Regions from separate parts of the Homo sapiens genome. Here region 2 is linked to region 1. Evidence: read pairs that join two places in POLR2A ChIA-PET (ENCODE). Cell type or tissue: GM12878. All regions are shown on one strand. Links, peaks and the distances in the headings refer to the core of each region. The heading gives the core; the rest is flanking DNA. Region 1 overlaps XPO6 (exportin 6). Region 2 overlaps GSG1L (GSG1 like).

Evidence for each region. ChIA-PET counts read pairs that join two places held together with the same protein. Peaks named below come from ENCODE experiments on the same cell type or tissue, not always from the same donor. Only the 100,000 strongest peaks of a DNase experiment are listed, where the experiment ranks them.
Region 2: POLR2A ChIA-PET joins it to region 1 with 5 read pairs; 4 of 35 experiments call an interaction of 5 or more read pairs at or near these places.

Annotation. Positions count from the first base shown.
Region 1 is chr16:28,183,763-28,195,958 of GRCh38, reverse strand. The region is part of intron 1 of XPO6 (exportin 6); the gene reads left to right. Among named protein-coding and RNA genes, the nearest start is that of XPO6, 22 kb to the left of the region's middle. RefSeq lists enhancers at 2,180-2,409, 6,984-7,033, 8,118-8,287 and silencers at 3,664-3,836, 6,452-6,591. In GM12878, for the core only: a CTCF peak has its summit at 2,644; DNase peaks (open chromatin) are centred at 2,586, 7,388 and 8,128; H3K4me3 peaks cover 3,600 bases; H3K27ac peaks cover 5,592 bases.
Region 2 is chr16:27,779,572-27,791,767 of GRCh38, reverse strand. GSG1L (GSG1 like) reads left to right here. Exons shown (of 7, transcript NM_001109763.2): 7 at 301-4,240. The coding sequence ends at 398. KATNIP (katanin interacting protein) reads right to left here. Exons shown (of 28, transcript NM_015202.5): 28 at 11,424-12,196. Among named protein-coding and RNA genes, the nearest start is that of KATNIP, 240 kb to the right of the region's middle. In GM12878, for the core only: no CTCF peak of the experiment used is centred there; no DNase peak of the experiment used is centred there.

The DNA of each region.
Region 1 (12,196 bases), core at 2,533-10,532:
GGTAAGTGCAAGTTCTTCCGTGATCAAAAAAATAACCAGCCTAAAGAATGAATGTTTGTGACAGTGTCTAGTACATAAGACCTTAGTAAATGTGCGGAGTTTTGCTTAAGAGCAAGAGTGGTATTTGGGATGACAAGGACAAGCAGAGAGGATCCCCAGGCATCTCTTTCTCAGTGTTTGACATTTTCTCTCTTTCTTTTTCTTTTTGAGACGAGTCTCTCTCTGTCACCCAGGATGGAGTGCAGTGGCGTGATCTCTGCTCACTGCAACCTCCGCCTCCTGGATTCAAGCAATTCTTCTGCCTCAACCTCCCGAGTAGCTGGTACTACAGGCTCACGCCACCACACCTGGCTAATTTTTGTATTTTTAGTAAAGACGAGGTTTCACCATGTTGACCAGGCTGGTCTCTAACTCCTGACCTCAAGTGGTCCGCCCGCCTCAGCCTCTCAAAGTGCTGGGATTACAGGTGTGAGCCACCACGCCTGGCCATGTTTGACTGGGATCCTTGGGTGTGGGGAAATGTGTTTTTAGGTGAGTAGTTTTCATGGTTCCATATACATATATGTATAGAGCTTATTCACTATTTTTCATAGTTAGTAGGTGTTCTACAGTGTGGATGTACCTTATTTAACCAATCCTGCCTTGATGGAAATTTAAGTTGTCCCCATTCTTTTGTTTTACAAACGGCATTGACATGAAGATCCTTTACACCTAAGCTTTGGAGGAAAAATCACCAAAAGTGTATTGCTGGGTGAGGTTGTCTTTGTGTTTGAAATTTGATAAATATTGCTGACTTGTCTTGGCCCCCACTGAGGTGGCACCAGTTGTCTTGCCATCCCTGTATGAGAGTGAAAGATGTAATTTCAGTTCATTATGGTCGGTGTCATGTTGAAGCCCACAAGGAGTGAGGAGCTCTGAGGGTGGGGAAGGGGGAACTGCATTAGGCTTCACAGAGTTGGGGACCTTTTCGAGGAGTCAGGAGCATTCTAGATAGAGGAAATGGTGTGTGTGAAGACATGGAACTGTTATGTGGAGAGAAAAGGGTGAGTTTGGGTTTGGCTGAGGCAGAGGGTGGGTGGGTGGCTGTGGATGGTGAGGTGGGGACAGTAAGTCAGCTAGGTTAGGGCCAGGTGATGAAATGGTTTAATCACCCCTGGTGGTCAGGTAGCAAAGACCCTGGGCGGCAGTGGTGATGGGGCTTGCAGGTGAAAGATACTTGAGAGAGAATGTACGACCAGTCTTTTTAGCAATCTTTTTTTACCCCCGAAAAACTTTCTAGACTTGTTAGAACCAGAATCACAAAGCTGGGAAGGGCTTTAGTGCAGGGCTTTTCTGGTGCTCTGTAGGCCCATAGGGATTCTTGGAGGTGTCACAGACACTAGGTTTGGGAGTACAGACAGGCATTTGAGACCCCCTCCTCTACCCTTATTAATTAAGCAGTTTCTCATTTAGTCTGCTTTATATGGTGGGGTTCTATGCAATATTTCTTTCTTTAAAAAGAAAAAAAGTGTTTGCTGCTAGAATCATGAGTCTAGTCCCAAACTCTTACTGTCCTGAACACAGATGGAGGCCTGTGGGACACGTTTTCATTCTTACATTCTTCGTTTGCAGCAGTGAGAGGTGATTTGTATATAAAAATGAAAGTGAAAAGGCATTTGGCATTCTTGGGATGTTTTTGAGCATTTAGCTAATTTTTTATGTAGGATTTTTATTTTGTTCCTTTTTTTTTAAGCTCATTGACTCACCAGTGAAATATCTAGTGAAATAGTTTTGCTCATTTATGGATGAGGGTGCTAAGGGATTTACATCCATTGATGTCATTCCCATAGCTACTTGGTGAGGGGGAGTACTGTTGAAAGTTCATTTTGCAAGTGAAGAAACTTGAGCTCCGAGAGGTTAGGTAATTTGCTCAGGGGCAAGCAGATAAGTAATCAGGAAGTCATCATTAGATGCGACCTGCCCTGATTCCACAGCCCACACCCTTCAGTTCATGCTAAGGCCTTCCCAGGACAAGCGTACCCAGCCACCTGTTGGGGGTGGAAGGGCCCAGGAAGAAGAAGGGTGTTGGATTTCTGGTCAGTCTTGGCTTTGGGCTGGTGCCTGTAGAAGGGGCAGAGCTGAGAGACGGACTGAGTCACTTCTAGCAAAATTGGTTGAGAATCGTGGGACGGGTGATGCGTGCTTGCTGTGCGGGGATTGAAGGCTCATGGAAAACCCCATGTAGAGTTATCATCTTCTCTCTCCAGGGATGTGAGCAAGGCCAAGGTTATTGGCCGAGTACCTGTTTCATTTCACCTGTGCACCGACTCCCTCCAGAAAGGCGCCATCTGCTTTCTTGCTGCTCACTGCCACCACAGTCACCACTACCACTGTTTTGCCTTTCTAATCCAGTGCCTCGCCAGTGGGGTGGAGGGATGGAACTGTGTATAGTTCCAGTATTACAATATAGTTTTTTATATTGTACAAGTTTTAGTTTATTAGTGGAACCCGGGCACATGAAAGTCCCTGGTTAGAGAGTTGCTTTGCAGCGTCTTCTCCCTTTGTGGCTAGTAATGATCTGCGGGGATGGGAGGAGCATTGAGAACCTATTGGCCATGAAGAGTCACTTCCTCCCGACACAGATCTCTGCTTGTGCAGCGCCCCCACACTTCCTGCGTAATGCAGTGCCCTCAGAGATCCCCCAGCAGCTGCCACCCCGGCAACATTATCTATATTTGCAGGGATACTTAAGGACCCTTTGGCAATTGGCAGTGATATTTTGAGAGCCTTTGAGGAACGTGACTGAACATGAATTTTAAAAAAGTATAAAGGTGGCACTAGGTGTATTCAGAGGGACAAGCTGGTGGCAACTTAGGGGGACTTTGCCTTTATAAAAGGAGACCCACACATGGAGTTTACGTAAGAAGAACTTACAGTGAGGGAGAGATGACTGTATCAGCCAATACAGATGAAGAATGCTCCAGGAGCTTGCGGGGTTTGCCCACAGTGCCACAGACTAGACTCAGTAGAGCCAGGACTGGCTCTAATCTGGTACTTTCTCTGCCTGCCATGCTTGGCCCTGTACCCCTCAGTGGCAGCACTGTTTCCCATTAGAGAAAACAAACCTGTTAGTTTTCTCATTGCTTATGTAGAGGGTAACCTTCCTGTGTCCCCTCATTCTTGCTTTAGCCTACATTCAGGGGGGTTTTGACTGCACACCAGGTGGGAGCAGTATTGGGGCACATTCTTCTGGTCCTGTCTCCACCCTCTCATTTCTTCCTTTCCATAGGAGTGATTTATCTGATTGGTACACCAGGGAGAGCCTCACTCCATTGGTCCACATCTACCCAGTGTGAGGTCACTGCATCAGAACACTGCCTGGCTTTGTGCTTGAACTCTCTCCCCTGCTTACCCTTAAGAGAAGCCTGTCCTTAGCTGTGTCCTACCTTCCTTTTGTGGCTAGCACCATTCTTTGTCCCTAGGTCTGGAGGCGGGTGGCAAGGCCAACTAGAAATGGGAAGGGCGAGGCATTGCAGCTTTGCCATTGACAAAGAGGATGGTAGACTTTGGTTTGCTCTTGGTTTCTTGAGACTTTATAGCAACCGAGTGGAACCTGGAGGGGATGATTATGCTACCCCAGTTCCCAGTAGTAATGTGGTCTAGAGATTTTTACCAAAGTCAAATAATATTATAACTTTTTTTTTTTTTTTTTTTTTTGAGACGGAGTCTTGCTCTGTCACCCAGGCTGGAGTGCAGTGGCCCGATCTCTGCTCACTGCAGTCTCTGCCACCTGGGTTCAAGTGATTCTCCTGCCTCAGCCTCCTGAGTAGCTGGGATTACAGGTGTCCGCCACCACCACTCCTGGCTAATTTTTGTATTTTTATTAGAGATGGGGTTTCACCATGTTGGCCAGGCTGGTCTCGAACTCCTGACCTCAGGTGATCTGCCTGCCTCAGCCTCCCACAGTGCTGGGATTACAGGCGTGAGCCACCGCGCCCAGCCATTATGTTAACTTATTTAAAATGCCAAGTCTACCTGGGAATAATTCAGGATGAAGGTGGTTTTACAAGAGACTTGCTCTTAAATAGCACAGGTGGTAATAGCAGCTGAAATGAAATTACTCACCTGAGCAGTAGCGTTAATCATCATGTTAGATTTGCAGCATGCTTTTATAGTGGTTCGTCAGTTTCATACTCATTCATTACCTGATGTCATCCAATGCCAGGTAAAGCCAGCTCATTCATCATCCTTAAAACCCTTGGAGCAGAACTCCTCTGTGCTTCCTCAAGGGGTGTAGGAGCTGTCACTGGGCAAGAGCTCTGGTGGCCTGCCCCTGTCTTCACTTGACCCACAGCTAGCTGACTTTGGGAGGATGCTCTCTCTCAGCTTCATTTTCCTCATTGTAGAACAAGATTGGACTTGCTGTGCTCTGGGGTTTGTTTACTTCTGTCTTAAGATTCTGTGATCGTGTTTTAGCATTTCTTGGTAGCTTGCCTTGTGTTAATGTGCCCAGTAAGTATCTTTTGAGTTTAATACTAGGCATGCAGATATAAACATCCATCCTCCTGGGATATGTACCTGGGAAAGGGAAGCAGATGGGACTGTGAAGACAGAGCCTACTCTTGGCTGTATTACTTACTTTAGACAGTTTCTGCAGAATAACTATTTTTATCATTTACTTTTTTTGGCTGTTTAATTAAGCCTTCTGACTGGAATATAAATAAGTATATAAAATATATGTATTTTAGCTCCTAGTGGATATGGTTTGTTGCCCAACCAGTAGATGCAAACATTTTAATGTCTAGGCTGTGTAACTGTGGTGAAAATAAACCTGGCACCTGAGAGAATAATTCTTTCCTATTGTATCCTTTTCTCCATTTCTCTTTCCCATATGCCTAGCTAGCTGGGAGCAGCCAGGGGCAAGGTAGAGGGTACCGGCCAGTGGATGGTATTTTAAAAACTGTTTATTTCAAAATGATTTCAAATAGAAAGATTTCAAGGAATAAGTTATACAAAGATCTCTCATACCCTTTACCCAAACTCACCTACCGTTAATATTTTGTCCTGTTAACGTTATTTGCACGTTCCCTCTTTATATGTATATATAGACATATATGCATGTACATGCATGTACATTCACACACACATGTATTTTTTTCTGAACAATTTTAGAGTAAGTTGCCTTTGTCATGGTCCATTGCCCTATATCATATATTTCTTAATAGGGGCATTCTCCCACATGACTATGGTACAGTTACCATCTTCGGTTAATAGAACATTGATTCAGTACTTTGATCTAACCTACTACCACCTGTATTCCAGTTTTGTCAATTGGCTCAGTCATGCCTTTCATAGCATTTTTTCCCTCCAGTCCAGGATCAATCTGTGGTCAGGTGTAGCATTTACTTGTCATGCTCTTTAGTCTTTAGATTTGTTGTTTAAAATTATTGAAACCAGGCTGGGCACGCTGGCTCAGGCCTGTAATCCCAGCACTTTGGGAGGCCGAGGTGGGCGGTATCGCTTGAGGTCAAGAGTTCAAGACCAGCCTGGCCAACATGATGAAGTCTTGTCTCTAATAAAAATTCAAAAAAAATTAGCCAGGTGTGGTGGCGGGCACCTGTAATCCGAGCTCCTTGGGAGGCTGAGACACGAGAATTGCTTGAACCTGGGAGGTGGAGGTTGCAGTGAGCTGAGATTGTGCCACTGCACTCCAGCTGGGCGATAGAGCTAAACTCAGTCTCAAAAAAAAAAAAAAATAAAGAAAGAAACTGGTGCACCTCTCCATTGGTAGCTGATTGATGAGTCTTGTTTTTATGCATTCTCCAATACTATGTGGATGAGGTTTCCCAGCATAAAACGTACCATCCTCTGTATACAAAGATGTTTCCTCTAACTGGTCTCCATGGGGAGAAAATATGCTGCTTCCATGTTATCACTGCCACAGTGGGATCAGTTGAACTTCCTGGCCCAGACACCCGGCAGTCATCTTGCTTCTAACTCTTGGTCCTCAGCAGTAATTAGAGGAAGAGACAGACAATCTGACTGGGCACTTTGTGCAAACCCAAGAAATAATAGAGGAATGTTCTGCCATCGATCAACTTTATGGTAGTTTTAGATTAAAGCAGAAAAGTGCTTTTTAATGACTAAAATTATGTTTAGATGCAGCCAGAGTGTATGTTTTAATCAAATATTAAATGTCTGTGTGAAGATATTGTGCAAAGTTATGTCTAGATCTAAGCTGCAGACAAGAAAACAAGAAGCCTTTCTCATGCGAGGGGATGACTTTGTTCCAGATTGTGTTAATAGAGGGGTGGGCGCGCCTGCCCAGCCTTAGCAGTCCTGTTACATGCTGTGGTTGTCTGTTTGCTTCAGTAGAAGACATTTTTTTTTCTCCTGCAACTCTTGTACACAATGTTTAGAATGAATTACATCAATGTATATTTGTACCTCGGTCTTCCCTCTGCTTGGCCTTACGCTGTCCTATCACAGTCAGGCTAAGGAAAGGAACTCACATGGGTGTGGCTGGGGCTGAGATTCTGGCTGGCTGCTCACTGGCTGTGTGTCTTTGAGCGAGTCATCCAGTGTCTCTGGGCTTCCCTGATTGCCCTGCTGACTGCTAGACTGTGGAGGGTCAGTGGGCTTCACCACTTTTTCTTTTTTTTAAATAGAGGAATAAAGTGAGATTTCCACTTCAATATGCTGTGCTTTTTTTTTTTTTTTTTAAAGGAAGTGTCAGCTGGGCGCGGTGGCTCGTGCCTCTAATCCCAGCACTTTTGGAGGCTGAGGCAGGCGGATCGCTTGAGCCCTGGAGTTTAAGACCAGCCTGGGCAACATGGCGAAACCCCAGCTCTACAAAAAATACAAAAATCAGCTGGATGTGGTGGTGTGCAGCTGTGGTCCCAGCTACTTGGGAGGCTGAGGTAGAAGGATAGCTTGAGCCCGGGAGATAGAGTTTGTGCCACTGTACTCCAGCCTGGGCGACAGAGCAAGACCTGTGCCTCCAGAAAACAAAAGGAAAAGGAAAATATCTACGGGCTGGGATGCAAAAGAGCAGTAGTGACCGGAGGGAGAGATGGGAGGAAGCATTGTTCTGAATGTCGTTCTCCTGACTGGGGCTTCCTTGATGCACTTTTCTAGCTTTCTGGCTTTTTGAGCTGAATGACTTCAGGAGGGGGATAGGTAGATGTCACTCGCCCTGGTTCCCATGCATGTTATTTTAAGCTTAGTATTTCATCTCATACTTGTGTGCAGGCCTACAGGTCAAAGATTTTTTTCTCTCCTTTTTTTTTTTTTTTTTTTTTTTTTTTTGCAGTGGTGAAGGGTGTAGGGAAGTGAGAGTGATGATCTGAGAGTTTAGACATCTATGGTAATCCTGTTAGCTTTCAGAGAAAGTTTACATGAGTTTGAATATCTTTGCTAATCGCATGTGTTGTAACACACCGGATATGTTTTGCATACTTTTTAACCTTCGTTGGCAGCAGGGATAGAATCACTTTTCTTCGAAACCTTTATATACAGCAAATAGGGTAATGACACTGTTCTAGATATGCCACAGGGATATTTGAATGGCACTCTGGGATACTAGTCCTCATTTTGTTGAGGTTTGGTATCTATGAGCCCATGAACCTGAATATAGGAGACCCATATGATTCACCTCCTAGTAGATTATACAAAATGAGGCTCTGGGAAAGGATGGCAAAAAGCTTAATAGAAGTGTCTTTAAAAAATAGTCATTTTTGGCTGGGCATGTTGGCCCATGCCTGTAATCCCAGAACTTTGAGAGGCATAGGTGGGAGGATTGCTTGAACCTGGGGGTTTTAAGACTAGCTTGGGCAACATAGCAAGACCCCATCTTTATTTAAAAAAAATTTAAAAAATAGTCATTATTCCCCAAGATTAATTTTGTAAAAAGGTTATGCTTAGAGGGGGTTGTTTTAGAGGCCATTAGGTAACATATTACAGATTTAATCAGGGTTTGAGGAAACCACCTTCTAGCTGCTACATCTTAGGGAAAAGCACCTTATTATCCACCTTCAGTCTCAGTGTTAGCAGTCTCCTGTTTTTCAACACAGATTGAATCTGCGTGTGAGCAGAAGTCTGCTTATGGTCAGAACCCTTAAAGGGGAAAATGTAAAGAGTCACATGTATCTTCAATTTGGAGGAATTACCAGTATTCTTGAGAAACTGAAAGTGATACCAACAGTTTTCTTGTTCCTTTTACTGTCTTGAATTTGGTCTTTAAGATAGTTGAGCCACCAGCCCATGGTAGATATTGTAGAAAATACAGACATACTAGATAGAGCATCTTTCCAGACAGTTGATGTTCTGGGTAGAGAAGCCTAATATCTATGACGTATGAACAGTGACTTTCAGCCCACACTTCATGCCTGACATTGTGTTTACTATGTATTTTACATTTTATTTAATTCTCAGAATGACCCAATATGTTAGGTACTTTTACTGTCCCCACTTGTGCACAAGAAGAAACAGTGACACATTAAATAACTAGGCCAAGGTCAAGCTGCACATTTGGATTCAAACTTGGGGAACCTGACCCTAGAGCCTGCATTTTAAAACTTTTGCCATTCTGAAATGACCAGAGAACAGCACCAAGGGCAAAATTCTGTAGTACTGATTACAAGACAAAGACACAAGATGTAAATGACCTGATCTGTACTGTAATCTGTGTAGGAAAATTCATGAAGGTTAAACTATAAATTGCAGTCTCAGAAGCAAATGCAGGATGGGGCTAGGTACTCGCTTATGAGACCATGAGTGTTCAGATTGGAGTGGCTTCCTATGGCGAGTGACATTGAATCAGGCATGCTTTCCTTCTTATCCTCCTAGTAAACTTCCTTGCTCTTCAAAACCCAAATCACCCCTTTGAAGCTTTCTTTCCTTCAGATAGAGTTAGTTTTCTCTTTGGTCTTCTGAGGCTGTTTATATGTACGCCAGGACTACAGGATGTAACTGCTAGGCCACCTTCAGTTCTTTGAAGTTAGGGACCGTCTTACTCATCATTGTATCCCAGGGGCTTAATTTAAGCAATATCAGTTACTTAGTGAGTATTGAATTCTCATTTCTCCAACAAATAGCTGAGTTGCTTAGTCACTCCAGAATTAAAGCTAGGTTTAGAATAATTGGAGCGGTGTGATGGCATGTGCCTATAGTCTCAGCTTCTCAGGAGGCTGAAGTGGGGAGGATCGCCTGAGCCCAGGGGTTTGAGGCTGCAGTGAGCTGTGATTGTTCCACTGCACTCCAGTCTGGGGTGATACAGCAACACTCTGTCTCTAAAAAAAAAAAAAAATTAGGCTGAATGCAGAGGCTCCCACCTGTGATCCCAGCATTTTGGGAGGCCAAGGTGGGAGGATCACTTGAAGTCAGGTGTTCAACCCCAACCTCGGCAACAGAGCAAGACCCAGGCTCTACAAAAATGAAAATAAAAGCCAGATGTGGTGGCATGTGCCTGTAGTCTCAGCTATTTGAAGCTGAGGCAGGAGGATTGCTTGAGCCAAGGAGTTTGAGGCCTCAGTGAACTAGGATCATGCCACTGAACTCTAGCCTGGCAACAGAGACCATGTCTTTAGCAAAAAAAAAAAAAAAAAGAATAACTGGGGCAGAAAAATCTATATTTAAGAGAATTTATCTGGCGGTAAAGTACTGTTTGGATTGGAATTGGAAAACCTGGAAACCAGGTAAAAGCAATTATAGTAACGTAGGCAGGAGATGATTAGGGCTCCGTAGAAATAGTGGTGAGGGAGAAGGTACAAACCTGCAAAAGAGTGAGAAGCAACAGTCCGCAGACCTGATGGTGTTTGCTGTGGATGGAGAATATGGGGAAGAAGCAAAGGCGATCTCAAATTATGTCACCCTTCTGCTTCTTCCAAGTTTTAATTTTTTTAGGTGATTATGGGTCTTGGTGGACTTAGTAGTCCCTTAATAAATGAGTCAATGGCATAGATCTCTGAACTGCTGACCCATGAGCAGCAAAGTAAAAGGAGCAGATAAAGTCAGGGCAGGCACAGTTGCAAGCTTATCACCTTTGCAGTTTTAACTGTTTCTGGAACAGAAAACTTGGGTTTGTTTTAGATCTATGCAGAGCTCTCCAAGAGTATATTCTGAGCCAAGCTTAATTCGTCATCCTGCCCAAGGATTTTAAGTGTATGTGCCATTTGCTATTGAGGTGAGCCAAGTAACTCTTGGGGAAGCATAGGCTTATGGGGTTGTAATACCTTGTGCTGCCATCCTGGCAGCTCTGAAGACAAGAGATGGTTCCTAGAAATCAGGAGCCTCATGCTCACACTGTTACCTGCAGGCTTATTGCCAGTCCCCAGAGCCATAGTTGTGCTGATAGAGCTAAAATACAGTTTCTAAAGAGTCTGATAACACCAACCTGGACTTTAGAAATGAGGATTTTAAAACATTAAGTGTTTAAAATTGCAGTATATATTTACACAGAAGCAGATAAATTGTAAAGTTGATCATCTTTGTGTAACTAACACTCAGATAAAGAAATAGACTATTACCAGAATCCCTCCTCCTCCAAGGTAACCACTAGTCTGATTATAACACCATAGATAAGTTTTACTTATTTAAATTATTATTATTATTATTTTTTAAGAGGCAAGGTCTTGCTCTGTTGCCCAGGCTAGAGTGCATTGGTGCAATCATACCTCACTGCAGCCTTGAACTCCTGGGCTCGAGTGATCCTCTTGCCTCAGCCCCCCAAGTAGCTGGAATTATAGATGTGGGCCACTATGCCTGGCTTTTTTTTGTTGTTGTTGTTAAAATTAATATAAAGTGAATAATGAAAGGTTGTGTTTTGGTTTCTTTCACTCTACATTGTGTTTGTGAGATTCATCTGTGTTGTTGCATGTAGCAATATTAATTCCTGTTGTCTTATAATATTCTCCTCTATCAAGAAATCACTATTCATCCATTCCAGTGGTGACGGATATTTGGGTTCTTTTGACTTTTTGGGTATTGTGTATAATAGTGCTGTGAACATTTGTGTATGTTTTCGTTTGGTATACATGTAAAAATTTCTGTTGGGTATATATCAAGGAGTAGAATTGCAGGGTCATAAGATATGCATATGTTTAGCTGTCAGTTTTCTAGAGTGGTTGTACCAGTGTATACTCCCACCAGCAGTACATGCATGTGCTGGTTGCTCAGCCTCCTCATCAACACTTATTATTGTCAGTCGTTTAAATTTTAGCCTTTCTGGTAGATGTGTAGCACTATCTTATTTTAAATTTGTATTTTCCTGATAACTAATGAGGCTGAACACTTATTTATAGGCTTTTTGAATACCCTCTTTTATAATTAATTATTTGCCTGTCCAAAAAAATTGAAGTCCTTTGTCTTTTTTTTTTTTTTTACTGATTTGTTGAAGTTATTTTATGCTCTGATATGAGTTCCCTGTTTCCATATTGCAGATAGCTCCTATTTTGTGGCTTTCTTTTACACTCTCTCCATTGTGCCATCTGATGAACATTTCAACTTACCAGTCTTTTCCTTTATGGTTAGTGGTTTATGTGTTCTGTTTAAGAAATTTTTCCCTACCCCTAGCTCGTGAAGATACTCTGTATCTACAATCCAACTGGAATTTTTGTGTGTGAATGTGTCTCACTTAGTTTTAAACTTATCTTACCTTTCCTTAGTTTGTCAAGATCTGTCTGAGGCTTAAATCCCAAGCACAAGGTAGGAGGCAGTCAGATAAATTTTCTTATTCTTCATAAATTAATGCAGCGCAGGAGATAAAGTTTTTGAATAGCCTTTGGGAATGGAAGCCTTGTCTCCCTACCACACGATGGCACTTGGATTTTGTTTTATGTTCTTTGTCCCTTTCATTACTTGAAAGTGTAATCTGCTTGGAGTATTACCTCTTCCTCACTTGCAGTTAATTCCTTAACTCACCCAATCTACTTTCTGGCTTCACCACTTGCTTGAAACAGCTGGCCAAGGTTCCGGTGGCTTTGTTGCCAAACGGGAGCCAGGGAATTCTCCAGTATCCTTGAACCAGTATCCTTGAATGTGCCTTCTATGTCTTTTCTACCTCTGTTCTGATTGTGTGATGTTAGCAAATTCTTGGCCTCCTGATTTTTCCCGCCTATACATTTTACATAGCTTCATTTTGAAATCTAGTCTGAAAAGCCCCACTAGATATGATTGGGAGAAAGCCCTTAAACCTGAGGGCATGAGTCTCTAGTTTCAA
Region 2 (12,196 bases), core at 2,870-10,869, 400 kb after region 1:
GGGTGTGAGCAGAGTCGTGGATACATTGGTGGCTTGATAAGTGGATGGCAGCAAATATTGGCAGATACATGACTAGGTCACAGGTGTGTTGGTGAACTGGTGGGTGACTGGGTGGCTGACAGGGGAGGGATGGGTGGAGAGCTGGTGGTGTTGGGCATGGATCGGTAGACAAAAGGCATGATGGGCAGAAGGCCTAGTAAATGAGGGTGAGTGATGGATGTGTGGGTGGGGGGCGGTGGGTAGACAGGATGTGGGTGGAGGAAGGTGGCTTTCAGCACTGACCGCCTTGTCTCCTGGCAGGACACCAGCCACACATGGCGGATTCCTGGCCCCGGAGCTCCGCACAGGAAGCACCAGAGCTGAACCGACAGTGCTGGGTCTTGGGGCACTGGGTGTGACCAAGACCTCAACCTGGCCCGCGGACCTCAGGCCATCGCTGGCACCAGCCCCTGCTGCAAGACCACCAGAGTGGTGCCCCCAGAACCCTGGCCTGTGTGCCGTGAACTCAGTCAGCCTGCGTGGGAGATGCCAGGCCTGTCCTGCCCATCGCTGCCTGGGTCCCATGGCCTTGGAAATGGGGCCAGGGCAGGCCCAAGGGAATGCACAGGGCTGCACAGAGTGACTTTGGGACAGCAGCCCCGGACTCTTGCCATCATCACATGAGCCCTGCTGGGCACAGCTGCGATGCCAGGAGACACATGGCCACTGGCCACTGAATGGCTGGCACCCACAAGCCAGTCAGGTGCCCAGAGGGGCAGAGCCCTTTGGGGGGCAGAGAGTGGCTTCCTGAAGGAGGGGGCAGTGGCGCAGGCACTGCAGGGGTGTCACACAGCAGGCACACAGCAGGGGCTCAATAAATGCTTGTTGAACTTGTTTTCTTGCGGTGTATGGAGGCCAGTTGCTCTGTGGGCTGTGGCTGCCCTGTCATTGCCCCACCCCATTACTCCTCAAGGAGGCTGAAGGTGACAGCAGAGACTGTGCAGAGGCCAGGGCCAGACACTGCAGGGTGGCAGGGAGGGAGCACAGAGCCCAGGCTGGACACAGGCTGGCAGGGCTGCCTTGTATTCCAGAGAGTGGGCAAGGCAGGGGCCAGGCAAGCAAGAGATGTGGGGCGAGCAAGAAGTGGGCCCCCAAACCCAAGCCCTAAGCAGGGAGGGTGAAGAAGCCACATTTCTCTTCAGAGCTCAGCAACATCACACCACCCTGACCCTGAGGAGGCTTTACCCTGTGCCTAGCACCACCTTTACAGAAAATCCCAGGGCTTAGATGCCTGGAGAAACAGATTCTTATTATAAAGAGGAGGAAAATTAGGGTCACAGAGATGAATGAAGTAACTTGCCTGTGATTACAGAGCTAGCAAATGGCAGAGATGGGGTTTGAATCAGGACTCCTGACTCCAAGTTCAGTCATTTCCCAAGAGGCCTTATTCCTTCCCAGAAGAATTTCTAGAGCTTTTCCCCACGTAGAATATATTCTTCTCCTTTATCCTTCCATCCTTCCATCCATCATCCATCACTCATCCAGCCATTATCCATTATCCATCCATCCATTCATCATTCGTCCATCTATTATCCACCCATTCATCATCTATTATCCATCCATCATTCATCATCCATCCATCATTCATAATTCATCTTTCCACTCATCCATCCATCATTCATTCATTCATCCATCCTTCCATCCATCCATCATCTATCCATTCATCCATCCATTTGCCATCCATCCACTCATTCATCAGCTATCCATCATCTATCCATCCATCCATCCATCCAGCATCTATCACTCATCCAGCTATTGTCCATTGTCCATTCATCCATTTTTCATTCATCCCTCCATCATCATTAATCCATTATCCACCCACTCATCATCTATTATCCATCTATAGTCCATCAACCATCCATCCTTCATCATCCATCCATCCATCCTTCATCCATCCATCCACCCATCCATCCATCCATCATCTGTCCATCCATTATCTATCCATTCATCCATCCATTCATCATCCACCCACCTATTCATCAGCTATCTATCCATCATCCATCCATCCATCATCCATCCATCCATCCATCCATCCATCATCTATCCATTCATTGTCTATGCTTTCATCCATCCATTCATCATCCATCCACCCATTCGTTAGCTATTTATCCATTATCCATTCCTCCATCTATCCATCATCCATTCATCCCTTATCCATTCAACCATTATGCATTTCTTCATTTATCCATTATTTATCCTTCCATCCATCATCCATCATCTTTCCATCCACTATCTATCCATTCATCCATCTATCCATCATCCATCCATCCTTTATCCATCATTCATCAGCCATCATCCCTCCATCTATCCATTATCCATCATCCACTCATCCATTCATCCCTCCATCTGCCCATTATCCATCAACCATCCATCCATCCATTATCCGTCATCCACACATCCATTCATCCCTCCATCTGCCCATTATCCATCAACCATCCATCCATCCATTATCCATTTCTGCATTATCCATTTATTCTTTATCCATTTCTTCATCTATTCATCATCTATCCATCCATTATCCTTACACCTATCTATCATCCATCCATTCCTTCATCTATCCATCATCCATCAATTATCCATCCATTCATCCATCCATCTATCCATCTTCTATTGATTGCTTGTCATCCTTCCTTGTATCAGACTTCCATCCATCCTCCTTCCATGTGTCACACATCCTCATTACTCAACCATCCAGCTGTGCATCCATCTATTCACTGATATAGTTCACTGTGCCCCTACTATGTGCCAAGCACTGTGGTAGGCACTTGAGGTGGGATGCTGGAGCATCCAGAGAGGGCATCTATTGTCGTGAGCCTGGGTTCAGATTCCACCTTCTCCACTTGTGACCTTGGGCGAGTTACTTGACCTTTCTGTGCCTGTTTCCTCATCCATTAAATCCGGATAATCATTATACCTACCTCTTCAAGCTGTTGTGCAAATTAAATGAGCTAACATATTTGAAGTGTCTAGAACAGAGCCTGGCACAAGTAAACACTTTGTGGGTGTTTACTAACAGGACAACAAGGGGAAATCGGGGCTGTGGGAGCTGTAGTCTAGGGAGGCTCCTTTGAGAAAATGATGTCTAAGCCAAGACATGAAGATTGTCTGGGCATCAGCCAGGCAAGAGTATAGCAGGGAAAGAAAGTACATTAGAGGACTTTAAAATAGTCCCAATGGCAGGTGTGGAGAGCAGGGAGGTCAGGAGGCAGTTGTGGGAAATTAGGCATCAGAGGGCAGTGGAGCCAGGCCAGGAGGAACTGGAAACCTTCTTAGGGAGCTTAGAGTTTACCCTGGGGCAATGGGGAGTGGGCAGTGAGATGCTTTTAGCAGACTGGGATGCGCCTGGGTGTACATTTGAGGAAGATCACCGCAACTATGGGCACAGAATAGTTGTGGGAGATGCTTCTCCCTTCCTCATCCCTCTTACACTCAAGAAAGAGAAGAAAGTGGGCTGGCTTAGGAAAGTTGCCCTGGGGAGGGGACCATGCGGGCAGATTCAGGAACCAATTAGGAGGGAATAGACTGAGTGGGAGAAGAGGAAAGTTGGTGACGACTCTCAGGTTACAGGGTCAGCTTGGGGGATAGGGAAGACGGAGACTTCGTGGTTCAGATGTCTTGAGTCTCAGGGGCTCAGGGGACAGCCAGCTGGAGGTTTGTGCTCATTCATTCACGCATTGATTCATCAAGCGAACAATTTGTTAATTCACTTTCCATTCATTCAGTAAATATTAATGACCTACTAGGTGGGGCTTAAGGCGGGGCTGGAAATGGGCCTGGGAGAGCAATTATGGTCCAGCTCTACTGAGGCCTTGAATGTCAGAACAAGGAATTTGGGCTTTGGCCTCATGCAAGAGAGGGCGGCTGCCATATATGGGCCTGGGCAGGGACAGATCTGACAGGGATCTAGCCCTGGCCACCAGGCATCTAGGAGCTCTTGTTCTCACCCAGGGTCCTTCTGAAGTTGGCGAGTGGACCGCAGGAGGTCCAGGAGATGATTGTAGTTGACACATGGGGAAAATTTTAATCTATTTTAATAGTTGTGTTTATGTAAATGTGTATTAGAAAAAAATGTACAGTGGGCACATCAGTGCTATGACTTCACAGACGTTACTGCTTAGGATGAAACCAAAATAGGCATTTAAGTAAAAGAAAAAAAGAGTTGGCTTAAAGAAAAATATTAAATAAATAATCGTGCAAGTGGTATGTGGTTATGATATGCGGACAGCTTGAGCGACAGCCATTGTCACGGGGCAAGGGAGAGAGGTCAGAGGCTCCCAGGGCCACTGAGCTTCAAGTCCTCTGGTCTCCTTCTGGGCACCTCCTGGGCGGGGGCTGAGAACCAGCTGTCTGTCAGTTTCATGGAGCCTGCAGCAAGAAAGCTGCTGGTTAGATAAGAGGCAGGCTGGGTGAGTAATTCCAGTGGGTTTACTACGAGTTCGTATGAGAGTTGTCTTTATGCAGGGAGCGAATGCCAGTGTCTGCCTGAATCTGGAAGGTGGGAGTCACCATCTGGTTTGAAGGCAGGGGGTGCCTGTTTGAGCACCCAGAGGCCTGGATGGGAAAGAAAAGGCCCCTCCACCCACCTCCACAGACAGCTTTCCCAGCTACACCTCCCCTGCGCTGCCCTGAGCAGACAGGCTCCAACCATGGAGAGAATGGCTGTGTGTGTGTCTTTGGTCTTGACACCCATATATATCGACGTGACCCACAGCCCAAAGCGCTTACACGACCTCGTTCTGCCCTGGGCACCTGCGTCCCGTGTCTCTGTATCCACACGCCTTGGGCTCGTGTGTACATGCCAACCTTACCGTGGCCCAGTCACACATACCCATGATCATCAGAGGCTGACTTTGGCTCAAAGTGCTGACCCTACTCCCCTGGCCCCCCACAACATGTTGATATTGCTCAAGTGTGAGTCAGCACCTTGTATGTACCTAGGAGCTAACTGCATGTTCACTGCTCATCCACACTGTGTGTTCTGTTGACCTTGTGCACACACGCTCATGCGTGCTTCTGCTGGCTCTGGACAAAATGCCACACATGTGCTAATGCTGAACAAACATGCTCATGATACACACGTGGCCCTGGGCACACACCTGTGTCTGCACATGCTCTGTGCTTCTCTTGTTGCTTGTTGGCCCATGTCACCCCCTCTACCCAGGTGCAGAGGACCCATGAAGCCACAATCCCTTCTCTGGCCAAGGGCTGAAGGGCAGGCCCGGGCCTCCGTGAGTAACTGGGCTGCCTTCCCTCCTTGGCTGGTGGCTGTGATGGGCACGCATCCCCGCCACCCCCGCCAAAGCCAGCCGTCCTGGCCACACACTCGTCTCCCTCGGGTAATGGAAATGTCAGCTTGATTCATGGAGATTCATCTGCGGCAGCCAGGCCTGAAGACGAGGCACGCTGCGGGAGGATCATCCCCTGTGAAGAGCTGCTGCAGCAAGGGTGTCAAGCCCCTGCCTGGGAGGATGTGAGGATGGAAGAAAGCCCCTGAGGCTGTGCAGTTAGGCCTGGGTTCAAATCCCGAGGCCACTGCAGACCTGCTATGTGCCTCATTGATCCAAGAAATAGTTATGGAGGGACTGCTGTGTACAGGAACAGAGCTGTGCCCTGGAGTGGCCATGGCGAACAAGAAAGACAGACACTATCTTCACCCTTGTGGAGATTAGATTATTAATAATCCTAAATAAGCTGGGTGTGGTGGCTCACGCCTGTAATCCCAGCACTTTGGGAGGCCAAGGCAGGCAGATCACTTCAGGTCAAGGGTTCGAGACCAGCCTGGCCAACATGGTGAAACCCTGTCTCTACTAAAAATTCAAAAATGAACCGGGTGTGGTGGCGCACACCTATCATCCCAGCTACTCGGGAGGCTGAGGCAGGAGAATCTCTTGAACCCAGGAGGCAGAGGTTGCAGTGAGCCAAGAGATCAAGCCACTGCACTCCAGCCTGGACGACAGAGCAAGACTCCATCTCTCTCTCTCTCTCTCTTTCTTTCTCTCTCTCTCTCTCTCTCTCTCACACACACACACACACTCCTAAATAATAAAATAATCACTTTGTATAGTGAGAGGTGTTATGTAGGTGAACCAAGGAAAGATGTGATTTAGACCAGAGGATGAGGGAGGGCCTCTCGGAAGGACCATTGCAGCACAGAATGAAGGGAGAGAAAGGAGGCAGGAGGCACAGGGTAGGTGGGAGGAACCGTGGGTGCAAAGGCCCTGGGGTTGGAGGAGCACCGTGAGCGCCATGTGCAGCACTGCATGACAGGACAGAGTGCTTGGAGCTCGGGGCGAGGACATGGGGTCTGCTGGGGTCAGAGACTGTGGGGCTTTGGGGGTTGTGGCAAGGAGTTTGGCCGTCATCTTCATCCTGAAGGCCACAGGAGACACTGATTTAAAAGGCAGGGTTTTAAAAGGCAGACATGATGGGCTCTGCATTTTGGGAGGTTTCTTCTGGCTGTGTGTGGGGCAGGCCTGAGAAATGGGCGGCAGGGCAGAGGCAGGGTGACCAGAGGGGGCTGCAGCAGGGTCCTGCTGGGAGATGGCGGTGGCTTGGGGTGCGCTGGCCCCGGGAATGGAGGGAAGTGGGCGTCTGATCAGTGGCACCCATGGGGCTTGGAGATGAGTGACAGAGCTGGGCCAGGCTCCTGTCTGGGGCTTTGATGCTGTGCAGGCTGGGATGCTGCCGGCCAGATGAGGCCTTGGTGGAAATCAGGAAAAGCTGCTCTCTGAGTGGATGAATTAGAAAAGGGCCCCCTCCCTGCCCCCAAACATGGAAGACGTGGCCCCTGAGCCTCGCCCGGGAGCTGAGCTGTGGGGCACAGAGTGATTGTGCCCGCCCCAGGCCTGGCTGCCGTGGGATTGAGACAAATTCAGCCCAGCCTGGGACCATCAGTCATGAGGAAAAACCAGTCTCCTCCGTGTGGGGATTTACTGCATGGACAGACAGGAAATCGCTGTGCAGGGCCCCTGCCCTGTCCCCAGCACCGCCTGGCTCACGTCACCCTGGTAATTGCTCCTTGGGCCACATGTAGTCTTGGACTGACATTGAGCTTCTGCCTTAGGGAAGGCAAGGGGCCGGGCTGATGGCCACAGGCCTGGCAGGGGAGTGGGCAGCTGCCAGGAGTAGCGGGCACCCAGGGTAATGAGGGGTCCTGGGACTCCAGGGGGAGCGGGAGGGGCCTCTGCATGGGAGAAGCTCTGTGATGGGGCCAAGCTGGTGAGTGGGTGCAACATGCCCAGCCGGGTACACCCACTCTTACCCCTTCTTCCCGGCCCTCCTGAGAACTTCTAGGGCATGTGTGTTGGGGGTGGGAGGTGCAAGCAGGATGAACCCAGGGAGAGGAGGCAAGGGAGGAAGAATCCCAGGGGCCAATCAGGGGAGGGAAGGGAATGGATAGGGAAGGGGAAAGAGTTGGCGGAGGAGGGGCAGGGCATCGGGACATCGATCTCTGCTCAGCCAATGGGCTGGCTGCACTAAGGCCAGTGCCCTTCTTTGTGGACCAATCTGCCAAGGCTGGGATGGTGCCCTGGAAATTTGAGAGGGACCGGGTGCGAGGTAGTGCCACGTTGCTCTGGTGAAGACCCCAGACCCAGAAGTCACATCCCAGCCTCCGTCTGATGGTGGATGGAGTTGATGTGAGCACCAGTGGGCCTGGCGCCTGAGAGCTCTGCTCCATGACAGAGGTACTGCTGGTACCACTGCAGCCTGGGTAAGGAAGCCTAGGGCCCAGGGCGTAAGGTCACTCGCCAAGGTCGCACTGTCAGGAAGTGGTTGGTGGAGCCTAGACTGGAACCCTGGCAGCTGGCCCCAGGGTCACTGTGTGTGAGTCCTCACCAGCTTTCTGGGGAGAGTGGTGCCTGCAGCCCAGGTCTCACTGCAACTCACCACTGTGCGCCTTCAGGAGAAACCGCAGCGCATTCGCTCTCAGGATGAGGGCTTAGTGTGTATTGGCTGTTAGGATTTTTTTTTTTTTTTTTTTTTTTTTGAGATGGAGTCTCACTCTTGTTGCCTAGGCTGAAGTGCAGTGGTGCGATCCCGGCTCACTGCAACCTTCACCTCCCAAGTACAAGCGATTCTCCTGCCTCAGCCTCCTGAGTAGCTGGGATTACAGACGCCCACCACCATGCCTGGCTAATTTTTATATTTTTTTTAGTAGAAATGGAGTTTCACCATGTTGGCCAGGCTGGTCTCGAACTCCTGACCTCAAGTGATCCACCCGCCTCAGTCTCCCAAAGTGCTGGGATTACAGGCCTGAGCTGCCGTGCCTGGCCGCTGTTAGGAATTTTGTTGTCATCATCACAGCATATGGTTGTCAAAGGCTGCCCCTGTGGCAGAAGCTGTGAGTGGAGCAGTTTCCCAGAGAGGCTAGGAGACTGGAGTGCTGTCATAAATGCCACACTGCACACGGCAATCTGGGACATGCCCACACAGTCAGGGAGGCACCCCCAGAGCACCTGGGGACATATGCAACATACTGGATGGAGGCTGGCCACCTCTTGCTCTCCCCGGCCTCTGGCCCTCAGAGGCTCAAGTCTCAGGGCCCCAGAGAGCACTGCGCATGCCTGGGAGGCTGGGGTCTCATTGCGAGAGGTCCAGCCTTGCCAGCTCCACGCCCACTGGGCCCCGCAGCACTATCCCCACGTCCCCTCTTCTCCTCCACATTCCTTAACCTGCTTCTATCTCAGGGGTTGCAAACTCACACGCTGGCTGGGTGTGTGTGTGTATGGTCATGCGAGGGAGGACTGCAGGCAAGGGTGGGACAAGAGGGGCTGGCGGGGACCAGGACCATCTGGAGAGCACTGCTCAGGCTCTGGGGCCAGCTGGGAACGTGGGACCAGGTTGCCAGATCTTCCTGTCTTTCCAGAGAAGCAGGGAATCTGAATTTTAATGTGAAACCTGATAATAAAGGAAGGCAACTCATTTTAAAAAAATTAAGCATCGCCTAGTGAGTCCGCCAAACCCAAGAGGCTGGGCCACTGGATTGTGGACTGTGAAGAGGCCAGGTGGAGCCTGGGGGCCTTGGAAAGGGACTGTCCTGGCTCCAAGTGAGGCGGGAGGTGAGGCTGGGAGAGGGAACCCGGGCATCTCAGCACACGTGCCTCGCATGGGGCAGCTGCCACCTGCCTGGCTGCGAAGCCCCCCTTGGCAGGCTCTGGGGGGGTCCTTCTGGGTCCTTCTGGGGTGGCAGTGCCAGTGTTGGAACTTCCAGGGGGGTGGGAAGCAGGTCCTTCCCACTGCTGAACAGAGGAGGCAGGTCCCCAAGGGCTGGAGGCCTGTGGGAGCCTCCACTGGGAGCCCGTGCCGTAACCCTCTTGTCAGCTGCAGTGGAGGCCCATTTCCAGTCACCTATGCCAGGGAGCCAACGAGCCCTGACCCCTGACAGTGGCAGCCTGGGAGTCATTTATGTCTCTGTTTGTTGGGGCGCTGGGGGTCGGGGGGCGTTGCACAGAATAGGAAGCCTCAGCATGTGGAGGGAAAGGAGGACGTCTGTTTACCCACAACAGCTGAGTGTGGGGGCTGCCGCCTCCAGGACCCAGAGGTGTCACCTGATGGTCGTCCTGTCTCTGCCCATCTGGGGGCTGAGGAGTGGGAGTGACAGGCTAGGAAGGAGCCCTCTCTCCTTTTTCCTCCCTGGAGAGGGAAGAGGAGCTGGGAGATTCCAGCCTGGGACATTTCTTGAACCCCAGGCTGGAGGTGGGGCAGAAAGGGAGGCCCGCTGAGCAAGCAGGATTGGTGAACGGACCGGGGCCTGCCTGCGGACGGGTTTTATTCAATACTTGGCTCACTCAGTGTGTGTTTGCCTGTTTGTTGAAGTTGAGCCAACATTTAAAAGTTAGATTTCACATTAAAGATAAAAGAAACGCCTGGCTGTCTGGCTTCTCTTAGAAACCTTGAAGACCGAGCCGGGCGAGGTGGCTCACGCCTGTAATCCCAGCACTTTCGGAGGCTGAGGCGGGTGGATCACGAGGTCAGGAGATCAAGACCATCCTGGCTAACATGGTGAAACCCTGTCTCTACTAAAAATACAGAAAAATTAGCCGGGCGTGGTGGCGGGCGCCTGTAGTCCCAGCTACTTGGGAGAATGAGGCAGGAGAATGGCATGAACCTGGGAGGCAGAGCTTGCAGTGAGCCAAGATCACACCACTGTACTCCAGCCTAGGCGACAGAGCCAGAGCCAGACTCTGTCTCAATTAAAAAAAAAAAAAAAAAAAAAAAAAAAGAAACCTTGAAGACCGGATGTTGCTGGCCCCTTGGATCTGAGGTGTGGCTGACCCCTTCGAAGGGCCTGTGCCGCCGTGTCAACCACGGTCCTTGCAGGCCAGTGTTGACATCACTCCCTGACATCACTTGTCTGGCCCCTGAATAACAGGACTCCACCCCAGGGCTCTGGCAGGGGCTGGAGAGGCTCAGCAGAGCTGAGAGGCTGGGACACCCCTGCCGGCCTCCCACTCTCACAGAGGGAATGCTGGAAGGTCTGGGCTGCCCTCGAGGGTCTCCAGGGCTGGCCCAGAGATCCTTCCACCAAAAGGAGGGAGGGCGACTGCTTTCCAACACTAGCATGGCTGGGCACAGCCAGGCCCGTCTCTTAGGAAATCAGAGGGAACAGGGGGCATGGAGCAGGCCGGCCGGAGCCCCTGCTGTTTTCCCTCTATGCTTGGGGCTGGGCCTCTCCTGGCTGGACAGAGGGGGCTCTCTCCTCTGACCCACACAGTGAAGCAAAGTAGGGTTTCTAAAGGACTCTCCTACCTGCTGCCAGTGCTATTGCCGGTGCCTGAACTGCAGTGTGACCCTCCTCAACTGAGCCCTCTTTCCACTCAAGGGCTGCTTTATCCAGAAGCCACAAGCTGCCAACACTCACCCCTGGAGGCAGCAGGGGCATGGGGGTGGGCAGGGAGGAGGTCCAGGAACTGGGGGTCTGGGGGCCACCATTCCAGGATCCACACATGGTGAAGGGAAACCCCAGGGCCAAAGACCCAAGTGTTGTCACCCCCACCTCAACTCTCCAGGGGCCCTCTCAGGATTTGTGCATTGGCTAATAGCTTCCAAAGCTGTGTGTCCCAGGAAAGCTGCACAACCTCTCTGTGTCTCAGCTCCCTTATCTGTAAAGTGAGGATAATAATAGTGCCCACCCCAAAGGGTTGTGTTACGTGGATTAAACAAGTTAGAGCCAGGCATGTAATCACCACTCTCTATGGATGAGCTACTGTTGTCTGCTCATACGGCAGGACAATCTCATTGAGTAGTCAGGGCGAGATCATGACCCCATCTGCAGCTCAGTGAGGGCTTCTCTGTGTCACTCAGCTCCTGGAGGCAGCATGGACTCCCCATCTGACCCCAAATCCGGTGACTCGGACTATATTCTTAATAACATCTTTTATTAATTTTGCAAGAGGAAAAAAATAGAAATTTATTTTAGAGTTAAAGCTTGTACAGCCTTTTTTTCCCCTCCTAAATTGCACAGTACATACGATTATTATAAACATCAGCTGCGGTTCTGGGAGTGAGCTTGTGTCGTGTTAGTGCCATCTCCCTGACAAATCTGACCTGTACCCACATCTCAGCTGGGAAGGAGTAGCTGGGCCTCCCTTTAATGCAGCGGCACTGGTTTGGGTCACAAGAGCTGGTTTGATCAACCCCTGACTCCCCCTGGCGGGAGGTGCTCGTCACATCTGGGAGCTGAGCAGAGGTGCCGGGGGCTTGGAAGCTGGAGAAATGATGGATCTTTCTCCAGGAGAAACAATTCTTATCTTCACATCAGCCCCGTGCTCCAAATGAAAAGCGCGTTTGCATAGCTGCTCGAGCCCAGGCTGCTAAGCTCATGAAGTATTTGCCGGGGCTCTCGGTTGCATAGGAACGTACCTCGAGTACAGTACTGCGGCGGGCCGGGCTGGGCGCCAGAAAAACAACGGATTAATATTTGCAACGAGAAATTACCCACTACTGGGAAACCAATTAGGTCCCTGATCCGAGCTTGTTACATCGATGCATATAGATGCGTTCTGGGCTTCACTCGGCTGGGGGTGCAAGGCACATTTCCAACTCGCTGGGAAGTGGCTGAAGGGGGAGAAGGGGTGGGGGCCTGGGAAAGGAGCACCTCACTGCCTGCCTCCAAGGGCACAGGGGCAGAGACAGAAAGCAGCCACATCAGTGAGCA